Regions from separate parts of the Homo sapiens genome. Here region 2 is linked to region 1. Evidence: chromatin loops called from intact Hi-C (ENCODE). Cell type or tissue: PC-3. All regions are shown on one strand. Links, peaks and the distances in the headings refer to the core of each region. The heading gives the core; the rest is flanking DNA.

What was found. A loop is a pair of places that touch in the nucleus more often than their neighbours do. Peaks named below come from ENCODE experiments on the same cell type or tissue, not always from the same donor. Only the 100,000 strongest peaks of a DNase experiment are listed, where the experiment ranks them.
Region 2: it touches region 1 in a loop (14-fold over the local background); 88 of 110 quality-filtered maps call a loop at or near these places.

What each region holds. Positions count from the first base shown.
Region 1 is chr17:57,857,033-57,859,843 of GRCh38, forward strand. No RefSeq gene overlaps it. Among named protein-coding and RNA genes, the nearest start is that of MRPS23, 8.4 kb to the left of the region's middle. In PC-3, for the core only: a CTCF peak has its summit at 1,081 (motif pointing right); a DNase peak (open chromatin) is centred at 1,069.
Region 2 is chr17:58,111,842-58,114,652 of GRCh38, forward strand. No RefSeq gene overlaps it. Among named protein-coding and RNA genes, the nearest start is that of DYNLL2, 30 kb to the left of the region's middle. In PC-3, for the core only: CTCF peaks have their summits at 1,382 (motif pointing left) and 1,583; a DNase peak (open chromatin) is centred at 1,370.

The DNA of each region.
Region 1 (2,811 bases), core at 74-2,573:
AAGCTGGCCTTTTATTGTTGGAATTCAAGACCAGTTGCAATCACTCTGTGGGGTTTTGCAGCCCACCAAACCCCTTGAAGGCATACATTTCAGGGCCAGTGTGGGCCCCTCTCTTCCTGGGGAAGCCACAGCAACTCGATCTTTAATATGCACATGAATTTGCTGCAGATCTTGGAAAATGCAGTGTGACTCAGTAGGTCTGGGTCTGCATTTCTAGCAACCTTCCAGGTTGATGCCAGTGCTGCGAATCTGCAGTTGGGATAACGAACCCACCCGAGTATGCCCACGACTTTCCTAGTTTTGGCACTGAAAGTTCTGCATCCAGGGAAACCAGGACAGTTGGTCGATGTATCCAAAGACCACACTTTGAATGGCAAGGTCAAAGCAAGGAAGCATGTGCTGTTTGTACTGAGTTTCATAGTTCCTCCCACTGGAGTCCCTGGAATAATCCTCTTGTCCTGATAAAGAACTGTGACTCTTTACGCTCTAGAAAGGCCACCTGACTCCAAGCCTCAGCTCTTCAGGGTAGATGCTGGTTTTGGGGGGCCTGAAGCTTATCTAATCTTAGTGGCTCTCTTAAGAAAAAATTTGACCAGGCGCAGTGGCTCACGGCCTGTAATCCCAGCAATTTGGGAGGCTGAGGTGGGTGGATCACCTGAGGTCAGGAGTTCGAGACCAGCCTGGCCAACATGGCGAAACCCCGTCTCTACTAAAAATACAAAAATTTAGCTGGGCGTGGTGGCGGGTGCCTGTAATCCCAGCTACTCAGGACGCTGAGGCAGGAGAATCACTTGAACCCAGAAGGCGGGGGTTGCAGTGAGCTGAGATCACACTGTTGCACTCCAGCCTGGGCAACAAGAGTGAAACTCCATCTCAAAAAAACAAAAAGAAAAGAAAAAATTTAAAATATCTTTGTTTTGCAAATTTTAGAAAACATATAACCATGTGAACAGAGTAAATTTCCCTCTGTCTCTTTGGCCTAAGGCCAAACAGGTGCTCGCATCTTCCTTCTGGGAAAATGGTGCTGGGTGTCTCAGTGGCCAGTGACTGCCACTTCTGCAAGATGACCACCAGGTGGCAGTCGATTTACACAGCCCCCTTCACATGCCCACCCTCTCCCGCCTGGCCACCTCCAGAAATTTCCAACTCTTCCTCCAGCTGGTGCAGCCCATTAATCCAACAAATTAATCTATGCTGTGATAATGGGCATAAGGAGTTCATGTGCTTCTCTCTCAATAGCATATTTGCCATTTAATGGAAATGCTGAGAGATTGTTTTTAAAACCAGATAAAGAATGCTAATGGAGGCGTTCCAGGCACTCTGTTGGATCACGGATCACTTTGGTGATGTTTTTGAGCAAGTGGGCCCTTCTGTGCTCCACAGATTGCATCTGTGCAAAGGTGCTGCATCTTAACCCCATCCCCCTGCATCCCAACCCGACCCCACCATGCTTAGTGTTTAGGTATCATCTCGGGAGCTCAGCTGCCTGGATTCATATGCAGGTACTACCACCTCTTACTGAGGGTAGATGTTGAGTAAGGACTTTAACATCTCTGTGTGAAACGCACGTAGTAATACTGATTTCATATAATTGTTGTGAAGGATTCGGTAAAGTACCCTAGGAGTGTGTGGCACACAATAAACACTCGATAAAGAGCTACCATCTTCATACCACACCTTGCCTGCCTCCTTCATTCTTCAGAGCAAATTCTCCTGTTTCCCCCCCAGACCCTATCTCCAACCAGTTGCTTCAAGAAAACAAAGGGAGAATTGAGACCCCAGCATGGTAATAACCAGGCAATTCTTGTGGGCACAGCGTTTTCCAGACCCATGATCGCCTTTTAAGTTGGGGCTGATCCCTGAGGACATCAAAGCATCATCAAGATAGGGAAGGGGCCCTGGCTGGACCAGACTTCAGATAGCCCAGCTCTGCATTTTTGCAGAGGATAAATCTGCAAGTATCGCCTTGTGGATACCAGGAGTTCAGCACTTGCAGATGAGCAAGCAATGTGAGGGTAGGTGGCTAAGGCAGTCATCTGGTCCAGCCTGTCCCTGCCCCTGGACCCATAGCCATCTTTAACCAGGCGTCAGCGGCTCCAGCAGAGGCTTCATCTCCTGCACTCCTTGTTAGACCTGGTAAGCATTCTCCCTCTCTTTCTCTCTCTGATTACAATCATCTCCAGTGTCATCTACACTAACAGGTAAAATGGTGTAAGGGTCTCAAACTTGCTGCATATTAGAAGCACCTGGGATTTTACAATCTGATTCTCAGGCTAAATCCCAAACCAATTAAATCAGAATCTCTGGGAATGAGACCCACACATCAGAAATGATTCTAACGTACAGCAAGTTTGAGAACCAGTGTTCTAGAGCAGTGTTTCTCTAGCTTTAATGTGCATAGAAGTCACCTGAAGAGCTTGTTAAAATGCGAATTCTGATCCAGTGAGGCTGGGGCAGAGCCTGAGATTCTTTTTCTAACAAGCTCCTAGGTAATAATGAATGTTGCTGGTCCATAGACCAAGCTGTGAGTGGTCAGATTGTGGAACTGTGGTTCTCAAATTTGAGCATGTATCAGAATGATCTGAAGGTCTTGTTAAAATGCACGCCAGTTTCCGATTCAGATCTGGAATGGGGCCTGATAATACGCATTCCTAACAAGTTCCCAGGGAATGGCGATGCTGCTGGTCCACAGGGCACACTTTGGGCAGCAGGGGTGTAGAGGAGGCAACACAAGTTTTGGAGTCAGGCAGCCCTCAGCCTCCTTTTCTGGCCTCATGACACTCTAGCTCTGTGATCTTGGATAAGTTACTT
Region 2 (2,811 bases), core at 288-2,787, 260 kb after region 1:
AGGAATAAAAACTATTACCTCGAGGACTAAGTGATGACATAGGCAAAAGCACTTTATGAATTTAGCAAATGTTTAGGGAGCTCCTCCCTTGGGCCAGGCACATGGCTTTTCTTCCTTTCTCTCTCTGGGCCTCATTTTTCATCTAGGAATTGCAGCGTTTGGGCTGAGGGCTCTCTTTGTTCCTGCCACTCTGACTTAGCCTTTAGGTTTCTGTCTGCAGTTATAATTCAATCAATCAATCAATGCAAACTTACTGATCATCAGTCAGGTGCCCTGTGCTGTGAAGGCCACAGAGAAGCAGAAATCAAATAAACATTTACCAGCTTTGTACTTTTATCATCTTGAAAATTAGAGTCCCTGGGGTTTTTGTTGTTGTTTACTTTTATTTTATTTTATTATTTTATTATTTATTTATTTTTGAGATGGAGCTCGCCCCGTCACCCAGGCTGGAGTGCAGTGGTGCAATCTCGGCTTGCTGCAACCTCCGACTCCCAGGTTCGAGTGATTCTCCTGCCTCAGTCTCCCGTGTAGCTGGGATTACAGGTGCCAGCCACCACACCCGGCTAATTTTTATATTTTTAGTAGAGACGAGATTTCGCCATATTGGCCAGGCTTGTCTCAAACTCCTGACTTCAGGTGATCTGCCTGCCTCGGCCTCCCAAAGTGCTAGGATTACAGGCGTGAGCCACTGCGCCTGGCCTATTTTTATTTTTTATTTTTATTTTTACTTTGAGACAGAGTCTTGCCCTGTCACCCAGGTGGGAGTGCAGTGGCGTGATCTCAGCTCACTGCAACCTCTGCCACCTGGGTTCAAGAAATTATCCTGCCTCAGCCTCCTGAGTAGCTGGGATTACAGGCGCACGCCACCACACCCGGCTAATTTTTGTATTTTTAATAGAGACGGGGTTTCACCATGTTTGTCAGGCTGGTCTCGAACTCATGACCTCAGGTGATCCAACCTGCCTTGGCCTCCCAAAGTGCTGGGATTGCAGGCGTGAGCCACTGTGTCTGGTTACCTATTTTTATTTTTAATGTTTTTTTTAATTGACAAGTAAATATTGTATGTATTTATGGTGTGCACCATGATGTTCTGACATATGTATACATTGGGGAAGGAGCCCTAGTCTTGAAAAGAAGTGTCGTAAAGCAGCTCGTGCCTGGCACTTTTCAGTAATGTTTAGTTTCGTCCCAGCAAAGTCCCAATTCATTTCATGGTACCTTTGGTTGTTTGTCACTACAGTGTAAAGTTCTGGAAAGAGCGATCCATATTGTAATCCCCTTTGTGTTCACACTGCCCAGCGCAACGTTTTGGGCACAGGTGCTCAACCATTAAGTTTTGAACGAATGTAGTTGAACTCTCATGGAGAAGCAGCACCATCTTCTGGCTGAAGTGGGTAATGCTGCACAGGGCCAGAGAGCGGCTCAATTAGAGGCTGGCAATCAGAGGCTGGCAATGGATGCGCGCGTGTGTGCGTGTGAGCGTGTGTACATGTGTATTCAAGTGGAGATGAATGCACTCTTTCCTCAACTTTGCCATCCTCTACTATCAGAGTTTTAGCCTGAGGATGGTTGAGGCATCCTGGCCTCTAGAGCGAGAAGTTTGCTTTAGGGAAAACCTAATCTGAATTCACCCGTCTGCAATGCGGCGAATCAGGCCCAGAGAAGTTAAGGCTGGCTCAGGGTCACCCTGCAAGGTGGTGGCAGGGCCAGGCTGGAGTCTTCACTCCTGACTCTTCATCCAGGACTCTCAGAATTCCAGGGACCACTTTCCTCCTGAATGCTGAAGTTTTTGCCTTCCTAAAGCCATAATCTTTGTAGTGGATGTAGAACTCGGGAAAAGTCATTTGGTTATTAATGGTTGCAGACAGGGAGCAAAGATGGCAAGTTGAAGGAAAAAGCATTTATTTATTGAACATGCTATGTGCCAGGTACTCTGTATGTACAGACTACCATTTGTACAATGGAGATAATAATAGCAGCTCTTTCAGAGCATTGTTGTAAATAAAGTAATATAAATGTAGTAATATATGTAAAATGCTTACATATACTTAAAGTTGCTGGAATATCACGAGCACTCATATGTTTTAGTTTCTACGTCAGTTAGCTTTTCTTGGATGCAATTATTTGGAAACAGTCTGATCCTTTTAGGTCTTGCTTTTGTTAGGGACCTCCAGAGGAGTGTTCTGTCTAGGACCAATTATTCCCCACTATTGAGGCATGGCCTTCCTGCATATTCTACTCAATTCCAGTCTAGCTGGAGGCAGCGGGCACTGTTTCTGGCTCTGTGTGAGTCCTGGGCACTGTTCTCTCCTCCTTTCAGAAGGACCTCGGGTGGTTTCATCACACGCACGAGCTGATGAGTACACTGCTGAATACTTGAGGGGCACCCTCTGCACATCTCTGAGGCTCTCTGTGCAGCTCTCTCCTCCCCAGTACTCTGTCCTAAGAACTCTGGCCACCTTGATCTCCTGGGACTCTGCTGTGTCTCCTCAACTCAGAAGCTCCCTGGCTCCACCTGGGTTCCCTTTGTCTGTACTGTGGCCTGGAAACATTTTTCTAGGCTGTGAGCTGGGGTTGTCGTGGAGTTCATGTGGTTTTCCCATCTCTCGCATCACCATCCTTTGTGATCCACCCAATGTCCAGATTCTTGCCTGGTTATTCTAGCTGTTTCATGCAGGAAGATAAATCAGGTTCCTGTTACTTCATCTTGGGCAAAGCCTAAGCCCATCAATTGATTTTACAGCTTTAAACAGCAGCCATCTATTTACTCACGATTGGCAGGTTGGTGATTTGGGCTGAGCAGTTCTGCTG